7 separate regions of the Homo sapiens genome follow, and all the other regions are linked to region 6. Evidence: chromatin contacts called from ENCODE Hi-C or POLR2A ChIA-PET data. All regions are on one chromosome and are shown on one strand. Each heading gives the region's core, a stretch centred on a gene start or an enhancer-like site at or near the end of the contact. The rest is flanking DNA. Distances are from core to core; before and after follow the strand shown. Region 1 has its middle 57 kb from the start of ZNF568. Region 2 holds the start of YIF1B (Yip1 interacting factor homolog B, membrane trafficking protein). Region 3 holds the start of ZNF790 (zinc finger protein 790). Region 4 holds the start of ZNF790-AS1 (ZNF790 antisense RNA 1). Region 5 holds the start of ZNF850 (zinc finger protein 850). Region 6 holds the start of ZFP30 (ZFP30 zinc finger protein). Region 7 holds the start of CATSPERG (catsper channel auxiliary subunit gamma).

Region 1 (3,651 bases), core at 507-3,006, 680 kb after region 6:
TGGGCAACAGAGGAAACTCGGTCTCAAAAAAAAAAAAAAGAAAGAAAGAAAGAAATTGATAAGCGGGCCGTGCAAGATGGCTCTCGCCTGTAATCCCAGCACTTTGGGAGGCCGAGGCAGGTGGATTGCCTGAGTTAAGGAGTTCGAGATCAGCCTGGGCAAGATGGCAAAACCCCGTCTCTACTAAAAATACAAAAATTAGCTGGGCGTGGTGGTGTGTGCCTGTAATCTCGGCTACTCAGGAGGCTGAGGCAGAAGAATCACTAGAACCGAGGAGGCGGAGGTTGCAGTGAGCTGAGATCACACCACTGCACTCCAGCCTGGGCAACAGAACGAGACTCTGTCTCAAAAAAAAAAAAAAAAAATTGGTAAGCAAAAAGGCTATTGCATATGATCATGGAGGGGACAATGCAGAAATCAGTGAGACTGAAAAAGCTAATTCTGTTGTTCAATTTCCCTGCCAAATCACTGAGGCATGTTCTCTGTCAACACTGTTGTGAGCATGAATAAAATCCAGGGAAGTGGAAATTCTAGATCAGATGAGACAATGTTTGCAAAATAGACAGCCCTAGGCTGCTTTAGGAAAATGCTACATAAATGCAGTTTCCTCCCCTCTTCCCCTTTGTCCAAATCATGAATGTAAATATTTTAGATAAATTTCTGAAATAGGACACTGTCCTGAAAACCAGTAAGTCCTTTCCAAGAAAATGTCAAATGCAACTTACCTCCGCCATCACTTCAGACGCACAGCAGTTCTCTCCTCTTCTGGGTTCTTAAAGAAAGATGTGGAAAAACGTTAAGAAGCCATCCTGAATCCCTCCCTGAACCCCTTGGGAGGCCAAACTCCTGCCCCACCCCAGGCACTGAAAGGGAGACCAAAGAAGCTGCAACGCCACCGCTCTCTGTCATCCTCACAAAGAAATGCAGGTGACCTTAGGAGCCCAGAGAGAAGTCCTGGGAGAGCCCCCCAGACCGTAGCCCTCTTCCTCCATAACAGCCTAACTTGGGAAACTTTCAGGCCTAGCGTCTTACACTGAGCCCAAAAGTCTGTGGCGCCAAGACACAGCTTAAATGGACCCACCTGTCAGGGTCTCAAACTGCTGTCCTTTAGGCTGGGGGCACCTTTATGGGTCTAGATCCCTGGTGGCTACTGGGTGAAAGAACAGAGAAGTGGATATAGCAGGGACTTCCCAGCCCCAAACTCTAGAACCATTTCCACCCTCAACACACACCAGAGATAGACCCGATGGAGGGAAGGCCATTCACAGAGATTCACTACCTACTGACTAGTCTCAGTTGGGGTTTGCGTAGACGGCCAGGACCCATCCACAGGGCAGACCCCGCCCAGCGTATCCCCAGAATGTACAGCGAGGGTGTCCCGCCCCCTCCCAGGCCTCCCAAAGATGGGGTCGATGACCCGGCACACGCTCACACTTACATGCACAGCCACACAGAATACCGTGCAGACAGGACTCCCACCACAGCCCCGCAGGCACAGCGGGCACAGATCGCCAAGCACCTGTCGCTGGGCCCACAATCCAGGTCCGGGGAGAACTGCCCGGACTTTTAGTCCAGACAAGAGGACGCAGGGCCGCGATACCCTAGACCTCCTAACATTCCCAGACCGCTCCAGCGCCAGCCTCACACCACACCCACTCCCTGCCTGCGCGCGGCCCGACACTGCCCTCTGCCGAGCTGGGGGCCAGTGGCCCTGACACCCTTCTCCCATCCCGACTGCACCGCCCCGACACTCTCTTCCTTCCCCATCGCACAGCCCTGACCTCCCCTAGCGGTGAAGCGTGGGCATGCAGCCCGCACATCTCCGAGAGCCACCTGTCTTTTAAACTCCAGACGACCCCAGCTCCTCGCCGGGACGCCTCACCGCCCCCTTCGGCGTCCTAGCACTCAGGTCTGAACGAGTCCATCCCAACCCAGCGAGCTCCGCAGCCCGGGACGTTCCAGCCCTTTGCTTTCCAACACCCGCCAAGGAAAGGTGACTAGCCTTCTTCGGCCGGAAAAGGTTGGCCGCGGGGCCCCCTGGGAAATGTAGTCCAGAGGTGGGTGCGCCACCCGGGGCCTGGACCGCACCACGGTCACTGGCGCTCACAGTCATGTCCAGTTCCCCGCCTCCAGTGAAGCCGAGGCCAGACTGCCCAGCTGCACCCGAGCACCCTCCCAGGAACTGGGCAAACACACAGGCCCAGGCAGCAATAGTTGGCCGCTGACGGCTAGAAAAAGGCTGTGGGGCCGTGGAGGCTTCAGAAAAATGTAGCCGCAAACCCGGGAAGGGGCGGCCGGGCCCGCCGCCAGGGCTTCCAGAGTCCGCGAAGTTAACCCGGCTGCAGCCGCCCTCGCCCCAAACGGAGGGTCAGGGAGTGGGGTTTGTGTGTGTGCCCAAAGGCCTCTCACAAGTGCTGTAAAAAGCCAGGGAGCGGACCACCCAGGGTACCCTCCACAGGGAGCCGCGCTCTGGGGTGGATCAGGAGAGGGCGACTCCCGGCCACGCCACGAATTAGGAGTCGGCCCGGACCTGGGGCTTCACTGACCTGGGCCACAATCCCGATAAAGCCGGGTGGCTAAGTTTGGGCTGGGAATTCATGCCCCAGTCCAGGTCTTCTGGCATCTCAACATTTAAGTCACTAATTTCTGCTCGGGCCGGGCCACAGGCTGGCCTGGAGGGTGTCTGGGAAACGACCTGTCCTAGAGGTTTGGGGATGTGGCCTAGGAGAGACTGAAGGGGCGCAGTCACAGGCTCAGGATGCCGAAGGGACTGGAGAAGGATGAGGGATAGTTGGGTCTGCAGCGGAAATAACGGAAAACCAATATAGTGGGCTGCAACGTCATTATTTGAGGATTAAGTTGCAGAAGGATATTTAATGACAGAAGTATGTTCGAGAAATACTTTAGGACCTGGAAAAGTGCCACTAAAATAAACCAATTTTAGTAGCACTTTTGTGTTACTAAAAGTGCTACTAAAATAAAAGCACTTTTGTGTTACTAAAAGTGCTACTAAAATAAACCAATTTTTTAAAATAAATACTGTATTTAAAAATGTTATAGGCTGGGCACGGTGGCTCACACCTGTAATCCCAGCACTTTGGGAGGCCAAGGCGGGCGGATCACGAGGTCAAGAGATCAAGACCATCCTGGCCAACATGGTGAAACCCTGTCTCTACTAAAAATACAAAATTTACCTGGGTGTGGTGGCGCGCACCTGTAGTCCCAGCTACTCAGGAGGCTAAGAGAATACCTTGAATCTGGGAGGCGGAGGTTGCAGTGAGCCGAGACTGTACCACTGCACTCCAGCCTGGTGACAGTGAGACTTCATCTCAAAAAAAAAAAAAAGTTATAAATAGGTCAGGCGCAGTGGCTCGCGCCTGTAATCCTAGCACTTTGGGAGGCCGAGGCAGGCAGATCACAAGGTCAGGAGATCGAGACCATCCTGGCCAACATGGTGAAACCTCGTCTCTCCTAAAAATACAAAAATTAGCCTGGCGTGGTGGTGTGCACCTGTAGTCCCAGCTACTAAGGAGGTGCATTCCAGCCTGGCGATAGAGCGAGACTGCGTCTCAAAAAGAAAAAAAACAAAGTTATAAATAGCAGAAACATAGGCACTTGGGCAATAATATCTTTAAAGTTAATTGTTAACAG
Region 2 (3,660 bases), core at 35-2,534, 660 kb before region 6:
AGGGAGAGAAGGGGGGAGACTGAGAGTCAGAGAGAGGAGAGACTAAGGACGCTAGGTGGGCAGGGCTCTTCACTTGCAGGTGCGCCTGTGTGCTGTGAGTTGCTGGGGGTTGTAGAATGCTTTTGGTGGACAGAGGGAACCAGGTTGCAATGTGAGAACATTTTTATGAATTTCTGGGAAACTGCCTTAAGATCTATTCCAAGAGAGACACCTGGTTCTTCTCACCTAACTTGTTGGGTTTCCTTTTCTCACTCTAAATATTCACTTTAAGGCCGGGCACTGTGGCTCATGTCTGTAATCCTAATGCTTTAGGAGGCTGAAGCAGGAGGATGGCTTGAGCCCAGGAATTCGAGACCAGCCTGGGCAACATAGCAAGATCCTGTTTTGACAAAAAATTTAAAAATTAGCTGGGCATGGTGGTGCATGCCTGTGGTGCCAGTTACTGGGGAGGCTGAGGCAGGAGGATCACTTGAGCTCAGGGGGTCCGAGGCAGCCTGGAAAACAGAGGAAGACCCTGTCTCAAAATAAATAAATATTTACTTTAATACCTAAGGGATGTCAAAAATTGTATAAGCCCCTACAACTCCAATTAGCCCCTCAGGAACACAAATGTTTCTCTTTTCCTTGCTCCACAGCCTTTTCTGGCTCTCCAGTGCTCTCAATGACCCAAACTGAACGGCTGTCTGCAGAGAACTGCATTTCCCATCGACCTTTTCGCTCGATATTTACATTTTAAAAAATGTTTTGTAGCGATGGAGATCTCGCTGTTGCCCAGGCTGGTCTCGAACTCCTGGGCTCAAGCGATCCTCAGCCTTCCAAAGTGCTGAGATTACAGGCGTTAAGCCACTGAGCCTGGCTAAATTAAAAAAAAAAAAAATTGTAGGGATGGGGCGGGGCGAGGGTCACTATGTTGCTCAGGCTAGTCTCGAATCCCTGGGCTGAAGCAATCCTCCCGCCTCGGCCTCCCAAAGTGCTGGAGTTAGGGGCGTGAGCCCCGGCAAGGGGCAGACACTCATTTTCTGTCGTGGCAGACACCGCCTCCTCCTGGGATTGGTCCCGGCCTCGCCCTCCTGCCACTCAGGCCTTGACTCGCTTTACTGCATGAGCCCAGTAGCCCAGTCTCCGCCTCTTACGTAAGGCACCGCCCAGTCGTCCAGGCCTCCGTGAAGGGGGGGGCTGGAGGGGTCGGGGGGGTGGGGGCGAGGCCTTCCCTCAATCCTGACGTCCATTGGCTGTCTCTTCGCCGGCGGGGCGTGGGTACGGGAGCCGGGCGGGCACGCTCCGAACCGCGGCTTAGGTGGCGGCGGCGAAGGATGCACCCGGCAGGCTTGGCGGCGGCGGCTGCGGGGACGCCCCGGCTGCGTAAGTGGCGTACGTGGCCGGCGGAGGAGATCGGGCGGGCGGGGGCGTGGCGGGGCGGCCGCGTCGGTTGGCGAGGTCACTGCAGGTCAGAGGTCACGAGATCAAGGATCTGGAACCCTGAGGTGTGCACAGCGCTGGGATGCCAGGTTCGGGTAGGAGGCCCCTTGGGGGGCGATTCTTTAGGAAATTCCTTTAGAAGAAAACAACTTGGGACTGGATAGCGTGCGATATGCAGAGAAATGCAACTTTCATTCATTTGCAGTTAGCGATCCGCCCTTCCCTGCTCCCCACCCTTCCGTGGCTCCCCAGTACCCGCCTGCTGTCGCCCACACCCTTAGGACAGCTTCGTGGCCCCCCGGGAGCGCAGAGGGCCATGCCTACCGCTCATTTAAGAAGCGAACCTGTATTGTGCTGTTGGCCCCCTTTTCCTGTCTCTTCATCTCCGTGAGTGTGCTGTGTGTTTCATTTATTCATTCAACCTAACTTGTCTCAACTCCCATGTGTCAGGCCCTGTGTTGGGATGGAGATGTTGTGGGAGCCCTGAGGAGGCACATGACCCAGCCTAGGGGTGTCAGTGAAGCTTCCTGGAAGAGGATACTTCTTTTTCTTTTTTTTTTTTTTTTGAGACCTAGTTTTGTTCTTGTTGCCAAGGCTGGAGTGCAATGGCGCGATCTCAGGTCACCGCAACCTCCGCCTCCCGGGTTCAAGCGATTCTCCTGCCTCAGCCTCCCAAGTAGCTGGGATTACAGGCGCAGGCCACCACGCCCGGGGTGGTATAGACGGGGTTTCTCCATGTTGGTCAAGCTGGTCTCAAACTCCCGACCTCAGGTGATCCGCCCGCCTAGGCCTCCCAAAGTGCTGGGATTACAGGCGTGAGCCACCGCACCCGGCATGGAAGAGGATAATTCTGATCATGAAAAGTTACCCAGGAGAAGGAGATTTGTAGTGAGAGGGCAGGCTGGGCGTGCTGGCCTACACCTATAATCTCAGCACTTTGGGAGGTCGAGGTGGGCGAATCACTTGGGGCCAGGAGTTGGAGACCAGCTTGGGTAACAGCAAAATCCTATCTCTAATAAAAGTACACAAAATTAGCCGGGTGTGGTGGCGAGCACCTGTAATCCCGGCTACTTGGGAGTCTGAGGCTTGAGAATCACTTGAACCCAGGAGGCAGAGGTTGCACTGAGGCGAGATTGCACCAGCCTGGGCGACAGAGCAAGACTTCGCCTCAAAAAAAAAAAAAAAAAAAAAAAAAGAGGGTGATCCACCTGCCTTGGCCTCCCAAAGTGCTGGGATCACAGGCATGAGTCACGGTGCCCAGCCAACCAGCCTGGCCAACATGATGAAACCCCATCTCTACTAAAAATGCAAAAAAATTAGGTTGGGCGCAGTGGTTCACACCTATAATCCCAGGATTTTGGGAGGCCGAGGTGGGAGGATCACGAGGTCAGGAGTTCGAGACCAGCCTGGCCAACATGGTGAGACCCCATCTCTACTAAAAATAGAAAATTTAGCTGGGCGTGGTGGTGTGCGCCTGTAGTCCCAGCTACTCAGGAGGCTGAAGCAGAAGAATTGCTTGAACCTGGGAGGTGGAGGGTGCAGTGGGCCGAGATTTCACCACTGCACTCCAGCCTGGGTGACAGAGTGAGACTCCATCTCAAAAAAAAAAAAAAAAAAAATTAGCCGGGCGTGGTGGCGCGCACCTGTAATTCCAGCTACTCGGGCGGCTGAGGCAGGAGAATCGCTTGAACCCAGGATGCGGAGGTTGCAGTGAGCCAAGATTGCGCCATTGCACTCCAGCCTAGGCAACGAGCGAAACAACGCCTCAAGAAAAGAAAAAAAAGAGAGAGAGAAGGAAAGGCATTGGAGGCCTGTGCCAAGTAAACAAGTAGACATATGAATATATATTCAGAAATTATTGTGAGTGCTCAGAAGAGAAAAAGAAAGCACCACATGTTATGAGAAGGAACCAGACGAGGTTAGTGCATTACAGGGAGGAGTGAGGAAGGTCTCTGCAAAGGCAGGGGCCTCTGTGTGATATTGGGAGGTGCTGATGGAGGGAGGTTGTTCCAGGATGAAAGCTCTGCATATTCAAAAGCCAGTGGGGGCAAGGAGCTTGGCAGAGTCGGGGCCTGAAAGGCCATGTGGCTGGCTGGTGCATGGGATCCCCAGGAGAGGTTGCAAACCATGGTGGTTGGCAGGAGTGGGTCATGCAGGGCCTAGCAGGCCTTTGGATTTTTTTCAGAGCACAGTGAATAGTGATCTTAGGCAGAGGATGACGTGGTCTTATTTGTATTTAAA
Region 3 (3,407 bases), core at 649-3,148, 820 kb after region 6:
TTGGGCGTGTAGTGGTTGGTCTTGGGGTCCCCTGCCAGTAGTACCAGGAAAATGATGTTGATGGCTGGATGGGCATACCTTTCCTTCTGTAAGGCCTTTACTATGGGGTTTTCGGTTAATCCAGTTAGGAGTTTAACAACTAATCAAGACAGAAAATTTGTACAATTTGATTGCATTTATATACATTTCACAGCAAGATTAAAACTTTTTTTTCTTTTTTTGAGATGGAGTTTCGCTCTTGTCGCCCAGACTGGAGTGCAGTGGTGTGATCTTGGTTCACTGCAACCTCTGCCTCCTGGGTTCAAGCGATTCTCCTGCCTCAGCCTCCAGAGTAGCTGGGATTACAGGCATGCACCACCACACCTAGCTAATTTTTGTATTATTAGTAGAGACAGGGTTTTACCATGTTAGCCAAGCTGGTCTCGAACTCCTGACCTCAGGTGATCCACCCTCCTCAGCCTCCCAAAGTGCTGGGATTACAGGCGTGAGCCACCGCGTCCAGCTGAGAGATTAAAACTATTAAAGAGCCAAGATATTATTAATACCCTAAAGATCAGCTGGAGCTGGAGCTGGGTATCAGAAATGATCACACAGGTTATGTGCAGTGACTCATGCCTGTAATGCCAGTACTTTGTGAGGCCTACTTGGGAGGATCACTTGAGCCCAGGAGTTCGAGACCAGCCTGGCCAACATGGCGAGACCCTGTCTCTATAAAAATTAGCTGAGTGTGATGGCACACACCTGTAGTCCCAGCTATTCTGGAGGCTGAGGTGGGAGGATCACTTGAGCCAGGGAGGCAGAGGTTGCAGAGAGCCTAGATCGTGCCACTGTACTCCAGCCTGGGTGACAAAGCCAGACCCTGTCTCAAAAAAAACAACAAACAAACAAACAAAAAGAGAAATGATCACATAGAATGGGCATTTGTTCTTGAGATACCAACACTTGTGTGGAGTTATACTGAACTTACACATTTTATGCACTTCAAGTATTTTCTGTTTCACAATAAAAAAAGAAACAACTATTTTAGTTACCTGATAAGTTTGAAAGTACTGAAAAAAATTACTCCTCTGTCAGAAAGTTTAGATGTAGATTGAAATGATGTACATCTAAAAGAGAAGCAAATGAAAACTGGCAAGTGTGTACTTCAGCAAAAAGAATGGCATGAATGGAATTTACAAAACAGTACTAATGTTACTATAAACATTAATTGAAACCAAACACTTTAAGGGCGATTGGAGGATGGGAATAAGGTATTAGGAAGAGTTCTCATGGATTCCCAGACAGGGTACCCCTATAGGGCTGGGCATGTAGCTGTGTCCCATGGATCGTTTCCCCTTCGTTCTATCCCAGGCTGGTACTTGTGGGACAAGAGGTGTCCACCCAGCCGGGCCGAGGCTCGGGCAGAGACGGGACAGACTCGCCACTCGCTTGGCACAGTCTTGTAGGACTTTCCCGCCATGCCACATAGGTCAGAGGCCCACGCAGCGAGCTCCTACTGAAAACCATCGCACCATCCCCCCGGGGCATTTCTGCAGTGTTCCAGGCTCTGGACTACATTTCCCAGGGCCGTCGGGACCAAGGTTACTTCCAGCCTAAGATGGCCTGGGCTTACTGTCCTGTTCCCAGGGCTGGGAGCCTTTTGCAGAGGTAGGGCAGCCTGCATGCCTCCGCTGAAGCTTCCTAAACGCGGCCTGGAATTCTGGAAGCTCTCGGCAGCAGATGTGAGCGGTGTGTGGGCGATGGTCTTTGCCCAGCGAGGGGATGGGGCTCAAATGCAGGGTCCGTTAATGGTGACCGCGGTGTCCGGGGCAGTTAAAGACGGCCCAGGCTCCGGACTACATTTCCCAGAGTGCACCGTTCCCCGGGCAACTTCCTGTCAGCCCTCTGTCCCTTTAGGGTTAATAGAAAGATCGCGGAACCTTCCACCATCAAGGGACCGCAGGGCCGGGTGAGTGATTCCGAGACACAGAAGCCGAATGACTCCGGAGGGCCCGAGGCCGGGGCTGAGGGGAGTGAGGTGCTAATGTCTTTGGAGTTGGTGGCTTTGCCGGCGAGGGAGCGTGGGGGCGAGCGATCGCGATGGGAGCAGTGGATGCGAGAGTGAAATTGATGCAGGAGCTGGGGCCGCGACGGGAGCTTGTGTGTGTGTGTGTGTATGTGTGTGTGTGTGTGTGTGTGCGCGCACGCGCACACGACGTTGACAGGCGCTGTGTGTGACCCTAATGGACTATTTAAATGTGACTGTATGTACGTGATTATGACTGCGTCGCGTTGTGCGTGACCACGTTCGTAAAGGTGGTGATAGCAGCCGCTATGGGGCCAAAAACAAAGAATTGAGCTTTGCGTTGAGTGACAGGCATAGTCCTTCGTGAATGTGTGGGGAGCAGTTTTTGTGCTGGCCCGTAGCTGGATTGGAGTGGGGGCAACCTAGAAGGAGGGGAGAAGAATGGGACACAGTGTAGACAACATAGTTCAAGAGTTTCTCCGTAAATTAGAGCAGAGAAATGGAGCAGCAGGTTGGGGTAGAGGGCTGGGGAAGACGGCTGGGGAACAACCACCCATCAACATGTTGTTGGAAATGAGCCACGAGAGGGGGGAAAAGTCCAGGCAAGGGTAAGTAAACAAGGCTCATCTGTGTGGGTGTAGTTAAAAATGCAAGAATTAAAAAAAATAGAAAAGGGTAATCGCGCTGCAGAGAGTAAACCATGAGCTGAAGATTTCAGATATAGGGGGAAAATACCCTGTGTTTGGTAGAGGTCAACAAAAGTGAGATGTGGTGAGTTATATACAATCTCATGGCAGGAAATTCAAAACTAGAGTTTGTGGAGGGAGGAAGAAAGGTCTGAAGGTAGTGAACAACAAGGAGGCCGGCCATCTGTTCCATTTTCAGACCCACTGGTAAGAGGCTGTAGCTGGGGAAATGTTGAGAGGGCTGCAGAGTCCTCCAGATACAGCCTAGTTTCTGTTAGACTCAGAATGTTAGGGCGTGTTCAAGGAAGTGGTTGAAGATAAAAGAGGAGTTGGTTGTTAATGAATTATGAATTCCATTATGAAGGCATACAGGAAAAGTGTTGAAAGTTGGGAAGAATGAGAAAAGGGGACAAATGAGACTTGATGGTATACAATGTCCGAAAAGACAGTTGACTAGAAATTCTGGGACTTCTTATAGTAGATAAATATAAATACAAGGTTGGATTGACATTTATTCTGGTTGGATTCAAGTCAGTTTTGGAGAGATAGCGTGGGATAGTGAAAGATGATTTCTTGAGTGTGAGAAACAAACTTACCCGTCCCAAAGAATGGACTCAGAGACCCGGAGAACAGCAAAAGTGAGACTTTTAATGATGGTCTTGCAAGATCAGTGTCTGATAGGCACACCCAACAGTTTCAACAAGCAATTTATCCCC
Region 4 (3,411 bases), core at 33-2,532, 860 kb after region 6:
ATTTTAGTAACAATGTCAGAAGCACAAGCGTGCTGAGAATTAAGAACAAGGCCTTTGAAGAATGTGGGGACTGTTTTATAAAGCACTGAATCTTCACACCTCATGAAGACAGAGACCTGGAGCCTACAGGTGTCTCATTCACACTATGAAATAAATCCTACAAAAGTAAGAGATCCACTAACTTTTTAAAGGATTTAGGAAGATATATATATGAAATCAGCCAGGTGCGGTGGATCACACCTGTAATCCCAGCACTCTGGGAGGCCGAGGCGGGCAGATCACCCCAGGTCGGGAGTTCGAGACCAGCTTGACCAACATAAAGAAACCCCATCTCTACTAAAAATACAAAATTAGCTGGACGTGGTGGCACATGCCTATAATCCCAGCTACTCGTGAGGCTGAGGCAGGAGAATCGCTTCAACCCGGGAGGCGGAGGTTGCAGTGAGCAGAGATTGCACCATTGCACTCCAGCCTGGGCAACGAGAGCGAAATTCCGTCTCAAAAAAAAATAATAATAAAAAATAAAAGTTGTTTCTTTCACAAAAGTTACTCTACATACGTGCTCCAAAAATAAGATTTCAAAGACACTGGGGAAAATACTACTACTAAGATATCAAAACCAGGAACTTACTTCCTTTAAAACAATTCCAAACTAACTCGCTGCGCCTTTCACAGAAATTTCCCACAAGAAATATGATTTTATAAAGCCTGAGAAGTTGCTGCTGTTAGGAAAACCACCAAAACTAAAAATTGGTTTAATTAGCAACAACAACAAAATGCCATTTTAACTGGCTGTCCTTATCAGAGACAGTCCACTAAATAATGCAACTGGCAAAACGTGAGATTTTTTAAAGGGTGGGGTGCTTTATTATAAACATAATATAAACCAGGAATGTATTTTATTTAATAAACCTCAACCTGCCGGTCACTCCCTCCCTTCGAGGCGTTCTGCAACAGAACACCTGGCTAGAAATAAAAGGGCGTTTTACCCCAGTGGGATGAAAAAGCCCCGTTTTTTACCTTTAATCGCGAGACAATACGGGTCAGAGGTCAGGAAATTATGTCAGCACCAATGCGGGCGCCCACGAGTGCGGTGGACCGATGTGGAAGGGCCGGGACGCAGCCCGAGTCCCAGTTCCCGCCGTAGCGATGGCCGATTTCCCAGCCGCGGACGCTGAAAGCGAGGACTCCACGCCGATGACCCTTCGGCGTACCATGTCCGGCGGGCGCTTGGCCAAACAGCCCAAGACTGCGGAATCACACTCGCCACTGTGTACCTGGACGCCATCTGCAGACCCAGCGCCTGCGGGGATTCCGGAAACGGGAGAGCGGGCTTCCGGAAACGGTGACCAATGGGAAACGTGATCAGATGTTACTAGGCGAACAGTCCGTTTCCAGGCAACACAGAAGGAAGAGACGCTCTCAGTCACCCTAAAATAGACGGAGCTTTCAGCCAATGGATATGCAGGTTTGCTCCAGATTAGCCAATAAGAAGTGTTTGGGGCCGGCCGAGCGCGGCGGCTCACGCCTGTAATCCCAGCACTTTGGGAGGCCGAGGCGGGCGGATCACGAGGTCAGAAGATCGAGACCATCCTGGCTAACACGGTGAAACCCCGTCTCTACTAAAAATACGAAAAATTAACCAGACGTGGTGGCGGGCGCCTATAGTCCCAGCTACTCGGGAAGCTGAGGCCGCAGAATGGCGTGAACCCGGGAGGCGGAGCTTGCAGTGAGCGGATATCACGCCACTGCACTCCTGCCTGGGCGACAGAGCGAAACTCGGTTTCAAAAAACAAAAGAAGTGCTTGTGGCCGACCTTCCTACAAGCACAGCAGAAACTTTCCTGCGCATTTCTGCGCTGGAACGCCTACCCGCCGCGCCAAACCAAAACTTTGCAATCACGTTTGGTGCTGTTTCCTGCACTTTCTTGGAGATTAGCACCAGGCGCTGGAGACCCTCCCACCTCGCCCACGCCCACCGCCCGGTGAACACCGAGACCCAACCTTGTGCACCGCCAGTCTTGTGATCAACAAACAGGCTAGTAAAGTATAAAAATAAAATAAAGGAAATGTAGTCGGGCGTGGTGGCGTGCGCCTGTAATCCCAGCTACTCCGGAGGTTGATGCAGGAGAATCGCTTGAACCTGGGAGGTAGAGGTTGCGGTGAGCCGAGATCGCGCCACTGCATTCCAGCTTGGACAGCAAGAGCGAAACTCCGTCTGAACATAGTAAAATAAAATAAAGGAAATGGGGCCGGGCGCGGTGGCTCACGCCTGTAGTTCCAGCACTTTGGGAGGCCGAGGCGGGCCGATTACTTGAGGTCAGGAGTTAGAGAACAGTCCGGCCGCCAACATGATGAAACCCCCGTCTGTACTAAAAATACAAAAATTAGCCAGGCGTGCTGGCGGGCGCCTGTAATCCCACCTAGTCGGGAGGCGGAGGCACAAGAATCGCGTGAACCGGAGAGTTGGAGAGTTGGAGAGTTGGAGAGTTGGAGAGTTGGAGAGTTGGAGGTTGCAGTGAGCCGGAGGTTGCAGTGAGCCGGAGAGGCGGAGGTTGCAGTGAGCCGAGATCCCGCCCCTGCGCTCCAGCCTGGGCGACAGAGTGAGACTCCGTCTTAAAATAAAATAAAATAGGCCGGGCGCGGTGGCTCACGCCTGTAATCGCAGCACTTTGGGCGGCCGAGGCGGCTGGATTGCCTGAGCTCAGGAGTTCGAGACTATCCTGGGCAACGTGGTGAAACCCCGTCTCTACTAAAAATACAAAAATTGGCCGGGCGCGGTGGCTCACGCCTGTAATCCCAGCACTTTGGGAGGCCGAGTCGGGTGGATCATCTGAGGTCAGGAGTTCAAGACGAGCCAGACCAACATGGAGAAACCCCGTCTCTACTAAAAATACAAAATTAGCCGGGGTGGTGGCGCATGCCTGTAATCCAGCTACTCGGGAGGCTGAGGCAGAAGAATCGCTTGAACCCGGGAGACGGAGGTTGCGGTGAGCCAAGATCGCGCGCGCCATTGCACTCCAGCCTGGGCAACAAGAGTGAAACTCCGTCTCAAAAGAAAAAAAAAAAGAAAAAAACAAAAACAAAAATTAGCGGGGCATGGCGGCGCATGCCTGTAATCCTACCTATTTGGGAGGCTGAGGCAGGAGAATCACTTGAACCCGGGAGGCGGAGGTTGCAGTAAGGGAAACTCCGTCTTTAAATAAATAAGTAAAAAGGAAATGGATAGAGGAAACATTAATGCATGAAATCAAACAAATGCTTTCGCTGAAGGGCTCCATCTTTGCAAAACCGAACCTAGGACAATGTGCACGTTTGTAACTAGCAATTCCGTAGGACAGATCGGAGAGGCAGCATGAACTTGATTTTCTGTAATTTAAGAGTTGTCAGTAAAGTCAGTGTTTGCAGGCAT
Region 5 (3,374 bases), core at 798-3,297, 880 kb after region 6:
GGATGTCCCCTTGCTTTAGCAGACCTAGCTGATCACACAAGGTCCTGTATTGTTAGGCTGCATCACAGGCCGCAAAGACCCAGGTATCTATCCAGTTGTTAGAAACCATCCTGAGAGTTAGATACCACTTTTCTGTTGGAAATACAGACCATTTCCTGAAGCCGTATGGTTGAGGTAAAACAGGCCTTTTGCAGTCTTATATTTTGAGTAAGGCCAAAACTGCCTAGTGTTACAAAACCAGACAAAAAGCCCAGGTACCCAGTCTTGCAGGATAGAAATGTGTGACTAAAATGAAGCATCGATCTGAGAAGACTACAAATGAGCGGGAAAGATTGGACAGGAGCATGCTATACATTATTTAGATTAATGTTGATATTTAAGGAGCCAGGATATTGGTTTGTTTTTGAGGGGTGCCCATCTACTTTATGTAAGAAGCTATAAACTACACTTCTTTCAGTTTCTGCTTAATCCTTGCTCAAACAAGGAATAATTTCTTATTCCAAAGTAGACATTGGTACATCTTTTACTAGGTACATAATTTGGGATGAAGTCTGATAAAGCTCCTTAGAAGTACTTACAGTACACCCTCACAAGGGTGTACCATCTACCCATGGTTTAAACAGAAATTAAAATTCTACCTTCGTGGAAAAATTTGCCAAGTTTTAATGGATTCAGTGCTCATTAAAAACTTTTAGCCTGTCTTGATCTTTAACATAATTATTGGTGTGAAACAATGGCTTCTGTGGAAAATTAAAGTTTTAGTGGTTTGCTATTTGTGAAATACAGGCTTTTTCATGTATCATATTAGCATATAAGCTGGCTTAATCATTAGTACTGATCTTCAAGTTACTAAGACACCAGATATTTGTTACTTTGTAATTTGAGTTTTTAAAAAAATTCCGAAATTGGCTTTTCGATGTGTGAAAAGGACTACTTATTAGATGCTTGTTTTTAAATTTACATTCAATTAATTAAAGCTAGACTCTTTATATTCTTAGGCTTGGTATACTATTTGTATGTTTTGTAGTAAGTGTATAAAAATAATACCTTTGACTTTGTATAAAAAAAATCTTTCTTGCTTTAAAAGCCATGTTGGATTTGCATTCTAGACCGTAATAAATATAACTACTTTAACATAAAAATCTATTTATGTTGTTTATCAGATATTAGGGGTTTTTTTCCCTCTCCTGTCAACCTCCAAATAAAATCGATGCTCCAGAATGATGCCCTCTTATCATAATTTTACAAATACCTGGCTCCAAGGTTACTACCTGATACAAAAATACAATGCTGGTCTCCCAAACAGGCAACTCACATTGACACTCACACAGCTTCCACTCACACCTGCGATCACAAGGCAGCATCTTCGGGCCCTCGTCGGCCACGATCCGCTCCCAGAGAGCATTCGCGCACAATCTTATCCCATCCACGATTTTGATTCCTTTTCTCCCACTTCTTCAACCCTATCCGGGACGAGACCATCAGGTCCCACCTCCACCTTCACCTTCATTTTCCGCGCAATGCAGACTGAGCCCTGGACTCACCCATATACAGATTGAATTGTCCGGTCAGTGTTTCATCCCCTCTGCATTCTGAGGGCGAGTTAGCATCTGGGTGCATGAGTTCCAAACTAACAGCCAGGACCAGGCTTGGAGCCAAGAATCCTTTGGCTCGCATCGTGGCTGGGTTGACCGCTTTTCTGCCCTGGACTACATTTCCCATCGGTTCTACCGTTCGGGGCTACTTCCGCCGAGAACCGGAAGCACGTTTTCCTGTGTCTTACCCCAGATAACAGAGCTGCCAGGGATAATCAGGCCTGACCACTCTAGCGGGCGAGCCGGCCCCATAGCGAGCCGCTCGGCATGAGGGCTCTGCGATCCTCGTTGGAGAGGAGCGGTAAAAGGAAACAAGCCAGGCTTGGAAATGAGAGGCATAGGGAAGCCCGCAGTCGGGCTCTGGACTACATTTCCCAGAGGATCCCGCAGGCCGACGCCACGTCTCGCGAGATTTTGGCTTCCTCTTAGCCAGGTGGCGGGACCGTTTGCTGTGCCGATTTAGCTGCCGCCGCGCCTTGGAGTCCTGAGGAACTTGGCTAGGCTGGCCCCGAGCGGAACCAGAGAATGCTGAGGGTGAGGAATCCGGCTCCGGTCCTTTTGTGTGTGGAGGGCTGAGGAGAGGAGTTTGCGTGTGTGATCGCGATGGCTGCCGTGGGTCTCCGTGGTCTGTGACTGTGGCTGTGTGGTGCTGACTCTGGGTGATCAGGTGGGCGCTTGTGACTGTGCGCGCCCGGAGTGGGTGTGTGTGTCCTGGACGACCCTCGTTGTGCGTGCGGATGTGAAGAACCGGTGACTGTGTGGTTGGACTGCGTGTCCCGGGGTGGGTGTGTGACTTTGCGTGTCTGTGCAGTACCTTGTGTGCGTGAGTTGCAGGTCTGTGGCTGTGCAAGTGCAACTTGTGTGGCCCCTTGGTGTATGTGAGAGAGGAGAGTGTGATTGGCTGTGAGGCAGTGGGTAAGTGGATATGCGGAGGCATGTGTGCGATTGGGACTTTGTGTGTCCCCTTGAGAGAAAAAACTCTTTAGGCAGTTAGGGTGGGACCTTGGTAAAAGTCCTTTAAACAGAGAAACAGCCTGAAAAATCAGGCTGCAGGCATACATAAGGAAAACTCCACAGGGGGGTTGTCCTGAAGACATTCCTCAGCTGCACTGATAAGGGACCGAGGCCCAACATAGAAACGCCTTTGTCCTTTGTGTGACCAGCGGGCTTCCACGAAATAGTCGCTTCTTTTGTGGGCATGTACACGGTGGGCTCTGTTAGATTTTGAAGGGAAGGCGAGGGTTAAAGAAAGAGAGAGAGTTGGCGGCTCTATGGCGGGGACCAACTAAATGCCAGAGCCCACTGCCGCTTCCAGGCTGGGGTAATTACAGGCCTGGGCAGGAGGGGTCTGGGCGGTATGGCTTGTTGCCTGGGAGAAAGTTGATAAGGATGTTTCTTGGGCTTTTGCCCAGCAGGATGTGATAAGGAAGTCAGGCGGTTGGGAAGGATGTTTCGCACAGCCCAAACCCGGGTGGAATGTTTCCCTCTGACCAGGGTCTGTGAAATGGTGGGGGCTTACGAAACGGTGCAGCTTGGACTAACAGGTTCCGGCGGCCACTTTCCTTTTTTGGACATGCTTTAGACTGTGAGCGCGGCCTCTTTGAATCATAACTTCACCCCCTCATTGGTCCCGGGCCAAGCTTTCACTTCAGCCCCTGATTGGTCCCGGGCCAAACTTTCACTTCAGCTCCTGATTGGTCCCGGCCCAAACTTTCACTTCAGCTCCTGATTGGTCCCGGGCCAAACTTTCACTTCAGCCCCTAATTGGTCCCGGGCCAA
Region 6 (3,548 bases), core at 1-2,500:
CATTGAATTTATCCAAGAGTTCATCCAGGAACAAAGGGGAAAAAACAAATCTCATTTGTTAGAATATTCCAAGACCAGGTATGGAAGAAAATAAAATGCCTCTCCCTCCCGTTTCATGGTGTCCTATTCAATTTTCTGACACAGTCCTACAATTCCATCATTTGGAAGTAATAGCAACCTTATTCCTTTCCAATTTTTTTTCCTGCAATTATTTTACTTGCCTAACACCACAGTCCTGAGGGCACACAAGGGCCAGATGCAGATAATCAAAATCCCAACACTCAGTTTCATAGGGACCCACAAACCGTCTCCATGGAAAACCAGAACCAGAAGCGCTGCCCTATCAGAAGGATTCTGGAAATAACGCTGGATGAGGCAGAGCCACAGTCACAGATCCGATGTCAGGTACGTCACAAACGCAGACACAAACCGCAAAGACCCCAGAGACCCGCTACAGCCAGCGTCAGAGTCAGGCACCACCGCGCAGCCTTCTCTGCGGCACCATCCTAATCCCCCGCTAGAGAACGGCACACGCGCACGCAGCAGCCCCGTGCACGGAAACACTACTCCGCCAGCGGCCAGGCACTCGGTCCAGGTACGCGGGGGCGCGGCGGCCGTCACTCAGCAAACACCACAGGCAGCACGCGCCGCGCCTTGGTCCAGGCTCGCGATACTGGGGTTTCCTCCATCCAACTCACGCCAGGGTCACGGCTACAGGCCTAGATTTGAACACTCCATCCCCATCGGGATCCTGTAGCCAACCTCCACCCTCCTCCAAACCTCCCGACCCCTCGGCAGGTGCGGCCCCACACTTCTCCCTTGCTCCCTGAAGGGCCCCAGCGTTCGCCCCCCGCGCGCTTGCGCACTCGAGGCAGAAGCCGATTTCCAAAGGTTCCGGTGAGGCGTCGCTGGGGGCGGGGCGGGGCTCGCAGCCTCCGCCTGTCTCCGAGCCGAGAACCAAATGAAAAATAAAAAGGCGGAATATTGTTTTTTTAAATTTTGGACCGCAGTGTCCACAGGGGAGCAGGCCTGGATTATCTTTAATGGCACTGGTCAGTCACGGGGCGGCCATTACAGGTAGAGGCCTGAGGCGAGGGACACTGCGGCCCCTCTGGCTCCGTCTCCCCGGCCCGACTATCCCCGCCGAGACCCGGCCCCACGCGCCCCTCCCGGCCCGGAGCAGCTGCGGGACTTGCCTCCGCCCCCCCGCGCGCTAGCGCATTCGCGACGGAGACAGGCGCTCTCCCGTATTCTGGCGCCGCTGACTCCCAGGGCTGGGCTATCCTCTGAGTCGGGTGAGGCTGGGGCTGGGAGCCGGGCGCCACTGTGGCCGCTGCTTTTCTGAGGGAAAAGAGCGCGGAGTGGGCCAGGTTTTGCAGGCCGGGCCAAGGTGGAGAAAAGGTTCCTGTGGAGCCTCAGGCCGGTGTGCTTTTTTTCCCGGGACTGAGCTTCTGCAGCCCTGAGGCCTGGAGGCCCGGGCGGTAGTAACTGTGCCGGACCAGGTTCGTGGGTGCGGCCTGTGGTGCAGTTGGAGACCGAGGCCCCGCGCATCCTCGTCCGCGCTTCAGCCACTTAGGCTCGGCCGTAGCGAAAAGGCCCAAGAGGGAAGTCAGAGGTGAACGCCCCAGGATGAAGGTCCCCTGCAAAACGCTGGGACCTAGATTTGGGGTGGGTGTCTGGGGTCTAGGAGGACACGCTGGACAGTTCCGAAAAGACACAGTGGGTGGTCCCGGGCGTGGGCAACCGGGTGCGGAACTACAGCGTACCCGGAGCTGCGAACCCAGACGCGGGTGACTGCTGACCCTCTGCCCTGTCGTTTCCATTTGTGCATGCAGGTGGCGGTTAGTTGGGGCCAGGGAAGCGTGGAGGGTGGGTTCCAATCGAGTCAAGAAAAGCCTGGGGTGTCCTGAACTCTGCCTGCTTCCCCAGCCCTGCCAGTTTCCAGAGAAGGCGCTTGAGAAGGAGAAACGAATCGCTGCTGCTCTTCTAAAAGCCGGTTCCCTGTGAGTTCGTGCTGCTGCTTTGTTTCTGTGAAATGCATTCGAGTTCCTTCCGTTTAAAATCCTGCTTAGGAATGATCTATTTATTCATTGATTTGGGCCTTAGGATTTCCCTACCTAGTTAACGGCAGGGGACCTAATTAATAGATTTCCCGTTGTTAGTGCCCACTTCATGCTGTTCTATAGTTAGACACATGGTTAGTTAACTGTAGGCTGCAAATTCAATTACTCTGTGAGCGCTGTTTTTCTAAGGATCTTGATGATATGGAAATACCCGTGCTGGAGATTAATGTTCATACTTTGTTTTTATTTGTTTTTTAGGGTTTAGATATGTTTAATGGTTCTGGGGTAGGAGTGGAGATTTCTTTTTTTCCAGGAAATTCATGAGTGGAAGTTTTTGGTACCAGCCAGATGTGGTTTGAGGTCTGGCAGCATGAGTTTATTTTGGGTATATCTTGGATCGACTGAGGGAGGTGTAGTGTAGTGGTTAAGAATTTCGAGCCTAGATTAAGTGGAATTGAATCCTGACTGCCACTTAAATCTGAACGAGTTTAAGCAATCTGTGCTTCAATTTCCTCAGAATTGTAATAGTGTATACTTTACGGTGTTGTTTTGAAGATTACATGAATTAATATTTGTGAAGCTCTTAGGAGAGTGCCTGGCACATAGTGAGTCCTTAATTCATACTAGCTACTGGTATTAAAATGATGATGCTCAGTCATTTCCTATCAGCTTTGTGTATTTCCAAGACCAATGCAAATGTGAAGGTAATTATGATGGATGCTTGCAAGCAGGAAAATGAGCCAGACCCTGCAGTGGACCAGAACAGGGATTGGTAACATAAGTCCTTGGACTCTGTTTATGAGCTTTCAGGGCAACAAAGATATTTTAAGATTATATACAGAATTGTTGTATGTATTTGTAAATGGTTAATTTTTTCAGTGGAGCGAGGAAGTCTATCATTTCATGGTATTATCAGAGTTGTATAAGCTCCAACAACATTGATTCTCACTGTCTAGAAATGAAATAACTGGTAATGACTTTCGGGATGTTCTTTTATAAAATTAATATCTAGCAGTATGGAAATGGTTAAATCACACTCCATGTGATGGAATGTTATGCAATAATAAGAATTTTGTTTATATTTAGTCATAAGAAAAAAGTATAATGTAATATTGAGAAGTATTGTTGTAAATAAGAATCATCAAGAAATTGTTACATATGAATCTTGTATACTACAATAAAGGTTTTTAAGTTATTTTGCAACAATGTAATATTTAAATATTAAATTGCTAGGTATTTAATGATTAGTTATTTATTGGAGCTGAGGAGGGGTAAATGCAAGTTATTAAGTAGCTGCTGTGAAATGAGCATTTGTTTTTGTCTGCAGTTCTTACTGGCTCTTAATCACTTTGGAAATGACATGAACCAGGATTGTAATCCTTCACAGAACTATTTCAGGGTCTTGATGAGATACAATACTCAGGAACTGGTAGAAATTATTTTTTCAGTCACACTGATTTCCCTGTTGTCACCATTTATGCAGGG
Region 7 (3,382 bases), core at 263-2,762, 680 kb before region 6:
CACAGCCTCCACGACGCCAGGAGCACTGCCAGCAGGGCCCACAGCACCTGCACGACTCGGACTCTGGGCCACGGAGGACCGGCAGGGAACATGGCTGGGCCGCACATAACGTGGCTAGAACCTGGAGAACGCAGGAGTCAACACCCACGCGCCGGACAGCTCTCTGGAGCCCACTTTTAAGATTCCACCTCGCTTCTGCGCCTCTCACAGCACTTGCTCCTGGCCACGCCCCGGCTCTTGCTCCTGGCCCCGCCCCTGCACTTGCTCTTGGTCCCGCCCCTGCTCTTGCTCCTGGCCCTGCCCCCGCACGGACTTTTAGCCCCGCCTCTGCTCTTGTTCCTGGCTCCGCCTCTGCACTTGCTCCTGGTCCCGCCCCTGCTCTTGCTCCTGGCCCTGCCCCCGACCCTCGTGGGTATCGCACCTCTGCTATTGCTCCGGGCCCCAGCCCTACTAATGTTTCTGGCCACACCCCTGCTCCTCCGCCTCGTTCCGCCCCGCCGCCTCCACGTCTCTTCCTTTAACTTTATCCTCACCTTGCTCCTTATTCCGCCCCCTCCCTGTATTCCACTCTTGCTCTTCACCTGGTCTTGGTTTCTATTTCTCGCTTTGACAGTCCCCCTCTTAAGTTCCCCCGTACTGCTTCTGCCTGCGATCGCACCCGTGTACTTCCACCCGGCTGTGCCCCAACCTCTTGCCCCACCCTCGCACTTCTCTTGGTATCGCCGCTTTCTCCTCGCTCGGGGTCTGCCCAGGGGCTGGGTACTGTACCTGGTCTCGCCCGTCTCCGGGCCCCGCCCCTGCTCTTGCTCCCGGCCCCGCCCCTGCTCTTGCTCCCGGCCGGGCCCCCGTTTCTCGCCCGGGGCTTGCTCCTCACTCTGCTTCCGCTCCTGACCGCGCCCCTACTCCTCCACTTGGTCTTTATGGACCCGTTCCTTCCCCGGGTTCTCGGCGATTGGTTCTTCCCGCGCGGGCCCGTCGCCCCGTCCCGCCCTCTGGTAACGCCCCTCCTCCTCGCCCTGCCCCTTCTCGATGAAAACTGTCTCTTCGCCTCGGGATCTTTCCTCGCCCTTCGTTGTTTCCTCGCCCCACACCTTCTCCTTCCACGCCGGCACCAGCTTCTTAGCCGGCACCTTCTTGAGTCTCACCTTCCCCTCGTACCGCGACACCTTCTTGCCCCACTTCTTACTCTTCCTTCCCATGCCATTAACACCTGCCTGCTCTATACCCCGACTCTCCTGCCCCGCCCCGCCCTTCGCCCTTCACGTTCGGCTCCCCCTTTCCCTCCTCTGCCAGCTCCCACGACTCTTCCCCTCTTTCCCTCCTCTCCCAGCTCCCACGACTCTTCCCCTCTTTCCCCTGCCTCTCCCCTTCTCGCCTTCCCCTTCCCCTCCCCTTCCTAGTTCCTCCCCGTCCCCGGCATCCCCCCGCCCCTGGATGGCACAGCTTTTTCCCCGGCCCCGTGGTACCAGTCACTTGGTTAAAACCGGTCAACTGTCACTCGGCCGCACCAGTCCCGCCCCTCTTGCCCGGTCTCAAAATGGCCGCCCACACTTCCACAGCCGACTTCCGCCTTTGCAGAGGCACGCCCTCCTCTCACGCGGTCTCCAAGGTGACGCGCAACCCCTAAGGCACCGAGGGCTGGAGGCTGTCTCAGCACTGAGGGCGCGGGGCCTGGTCGGCAGAGGGTGCTGGAGACTACGTTTGTGCCAGGAAGGCCTTCAAGGAGTTTCTATTGGTTGTTCTGGCAGCAAGCACGGTCCCTACTTGTGCTTCCTACCCAAATATATATATATATATATTTTTTTGAGACGGAGTTTCGCTCTTTCTCCCAGGCTGGAGTGTGAAGTGGCGCGATTTCGGCTCACTGAAACCTCCGCGCCCCTGCCCCGGATTCAAGCGATTCTCCTGCCTCAGCCTCCCGAGTAGCTGGGATTATAGGCTCCCGCCACCACGCCTGGCTAATTTATTTTTTGTATTTTTAGTAGAAACGGGGTTTCATCATGTTGGCCAGGCTGGTCTCGACTCCTGACCTCAGGCGAACCACCCGCCTCGGCCTCCCAAAGTGCTGGGATTACAGGCGTGAGCCACTGCGCCCGGCCCTACCCCAAAATTCTACTCCTTAAAAAAGTGTGGTTTCCTGGAGACCTTGTGAGAATGAATAGGCTGCTTAGCACCGTCCTCTACAAAACAGGACAAGGACAGCCATCCTATACTGTTGTGGGAAGTGTGCCCGGCTCAAGTAAAATATTCATTAAGTTAATTTTCATTTGCATTCTGATGCCTTACAGGTAAGGATTCAGGCCATGACTTTTTGATGAACTCCAGACCAGACGTTTAACCCAGTGGTTTTCAAATTTGAGCATGCATTAGACTCACCTAAAAGGCTGGGTAAGCCAGGTTGGTGGGTACCACACCCTGAGTTTTTGTTTTTGTTTTAAAGATGGAGTCTCTGGCTGGGCATAGTGGCTCATGCCTATAATCCCAGCACTTTGGAAAGCTGAGGCAGGCGGATCACTTGAGGTCTGAAGTTGGATACCAGCCTGGCCAACATGATAAAACCTTGTCTCTACCAAAAAATACAACAATTAGCCGGGCATGGCGGCGGGCACCTGTAATCCCAGCTACTCGGGAGGCTGAGGCAGGAGTTGCTTGAACCCAGGAGGCGGAGGTTGCAGTGAGCCGAGATCCCTCCACTGCACTCCAGCCTGGGCGACAGAATGAGACCCTGTCTCAAAAAAAAAAAAAAAAATTAAGCCAGATGTGGTGCTGCACACCTGTAATCCCAGTACTTTGGGAGGCTGAGGTAGGAGGATCGCTTGAGGCCAGCCTGGGCAATATGGTAAGACCCTGTTGCTAACAATTTTTTTAAATTAGCCCAGTGTGGTGGTCCATCCCTGTGACCCCAGCTACCTGGGAGGTTGAGGCAGGAAGACCACTTGAGCCCAGGAGTTTGAGGCTGCAGTGAGCTCTGAAATACACGGAAATGCAGTGAGCTGTGATCACACCACTGCATTTCAGCCTGGGCAAAAGAGCAACACCCTATCTCAGGTTAGCCTTGAATTTCAGGCCTCATGTGAGCCTCCCATCTCAGCCTCCTGAGTAACTACCTGGCTACTTCCAGAATTTTTCATTCAGTAGATCTGGAGTGGGGCCTGATAATTTGTATTTCTGGCAAGTTCCTAGGTGATGCTGATACTAGTGGTCTGGAGACCACACCTTGAGAACCAGTGCTCTAGAACCTTCCATGACCCTCTAGGCCCTCAGGAAAACTTCCAAACCCCTCGGTTTCCAGAGCCCCTCATACTCTCCTCCCTGTCATTCTATCTGGCTCATCTGCCCTCTCCCCCTTAGACCTCTGTGGTCCACAGTCTGGTCACATGGA

The links. A loop is a pair of places that touch in the nucleus more often than their neighbours do. ChIA-PET counts read pairs that join two places held with the same protein, here RNA polymerase II (POLR2A). Pooled maps may share reads with other maps.
Region 1: a map with no recorded cell type shows a loop between it and region 6 (15-fold over the local background). The contact joins the enhancer-like site here to the promoter of ZFP30 in region 6. A Hi-C loop is called at or near these places in 4 of 37 single-sample maps with no recorded cell type and 11 of 50 pooled maps. POLR2A ChIA-PET finds 5 or more read pairs at or near these places in 2 of 52 experiments (activated T-cell and activated naive CD4-positive, alpha-beta T cell).
Region 2: a loop to region 6 is called in a map of naive thymus-derived CD4-positive, alpha-beta T cell, with 6 times the contacts of the local background. The contact joins the promoter of YIF1B here to the promoter of ZFP30 in region 6. A Hi-C loop is called at or near these places in 1 of 168 maps with a recorded cell type or tissue (naive thymus-derived CD4-positive, alpha-beta T cell), 1 of 37 single-sample maps with no recorded cell type and 6 of 50 pooled maps. POLR2A ChIA-PET finds 5 or more read pairs at or near these places in 2 of 52 experiments (A549 and HEK293).
Region 3: a loop to region 6 is called in a map of naive thymus-derived CD4-positive, alpha-beta T cell, with 4 times the contacts of the local background. The contact joins the promoter of ZNF790 here to the promoter of ZFP30 in region 6. A Hi-C loop is called at or near these places in 1 of 168 maps with a recorded cell type or tissue (naive thymus-derived CD4-positive, alpha-beta T cell), 1 of 37 single-sample maps with no recorded cell type and 9 of 50 pooled maps.
Region 4: a pooled map shows a loop between it and region 6 (23-fold over the local background). The contact joins the promoter of ZNF790-AS1 here to the promoter of ZFP30 in region 6. A Hi-C loop is called at or near these places in 1 of 37 single-sample maps with no recorded cell type and 5 of 50 pooled maps. POLR2A ChIA-PET finds 5 or more read pairs at or near these places in 1 of 52 experiments (activated T-cell).
Region 5: a loop to region 6 is called in a map of naive thymus-derived CD4-positive, alpha-beta T cell, with 4 times the contacts of the local background. The contact joins the promoter of ZNF850 here to the promoter of ZFP30 in region 6. A Hi-C loop is called at or near these places in 1 of 168 maps with a recorded cell type or tissue (naive thymus-derived CD4-positive, alpha-beta T cell), 1 of 37 single-sample maps with no recorded cell type and 11 of 50 pooled maps.
Region 7: a loop to region 6 is called in a pooled map, with 15 times the contacts of the local background. The contact joins the promoter of CATSPERG here to the promoter of ZFP30 in region 6. A Hi-C loop is called at or near these places in 2 of 37 single-sample maps with no recorded cell type and 12 of 50 pooled maps. POLR2A ChIA-PET finds 5 or more read pairs at or near these places in 2 of 52 experiments (A549 and HEK293).

The regions. Positions count from the first base shown.
Region 1 is chr19:36,971,541-36,975,191 of GRCh38, reverse strand. It overlaps a transcript of ZNF568 not described here. Among named protein-coding and RNA genes, the nearest start is that of ZNF568, 57 kb to the right of the region's middle. Within about 2 kb of position 1,756, at least 32 of the 41 ENCODE cell types and tissues checked have a DNase peak (open chromatin) inside an H3K27ac peak, as active enhancers do.
Region 2 is chr19:38,313,571-38,317,230 of GRCh38, reverse strand. YIF1B (Yip1 interacting factor homolog B, membrane trafficking protein) reads left to right here and starts at 1,284. Exons shown (of 8, transcript NM_001039672.3): 1 at 1,284-1,371. The coding sequence starts at 1,314. RefSeq lists a silencer at 960-1,449.
Region 3 is chr19:36,836,878-36,840,284 of GRCh38, reverse strand. It overlaps ZNF790 (zinc finger protein 790), which reads left to right and starts at 1,898. Exons shown (of 5, transcript NM_206894.4): 1 at 1,898-1,948.
Region 4 is chr19:36,795,421-36,798,831 of GRCh38, reverse strand. ZNF790-AS1 (ZNF790 antisense RNA 1) reads right to left here and starts at 1,282. Exons shown (of 6, transcript NR_040027.1): 1 at 1,021-1,282. RefSeq lists an enhancer at 991-1,060 and silencers at 1,481-1,640, 1,651-1,720.
Region 5 is chr19:36,771,480-36,774,853 of GRCh38, reverse strand. It overlaps ZNF850 (zinc finger protein 850), which reads left to right and starts at 2,047. Exons shown (of 5, transcript NM_001193552.2): 1 at 2,047-2,129. LOC728485 (a long non-coding RNA gene) reads right to left here and starts at 1,701. Exons shown (of 2, transcript NR_164117.1): 1 at 1,345-1,701. RefSeq lists enhancers at 1,787-1,946, 2,087-2,226 and a silencer at 2,213-2,507.
Region 6 is chr19:37,653,167-37,656,714 of GRCh38, reverse strand. ZFP30 (ZFP30 zinc finger protein) reads left to right here and starts at 1,250. Exons shown (of 6, transcript NM_001320669.3): 1 at 1,250-1,295; 2 at 1,836-2,003. RefSeq lists enhancers at 645-694, 94-1,081 and a silencer at 1,105-1,294.
Region 7 is chr19:38,333,960-38,337,341 of GRCh38, reverse strand. CATSPERG (catsper channel auxiliary subunit gamma) reads right to left here and starts at 1,512. Exons shown (of 29, transcript NM_021185.5): 1 at 1,467-1,512; 2 at 1-121. The coding sequence starts at 107. RefSeq lists silencers at 725-894, 1,265-1,344 and enhancers at 1,465-1,674, 1,479-1,773.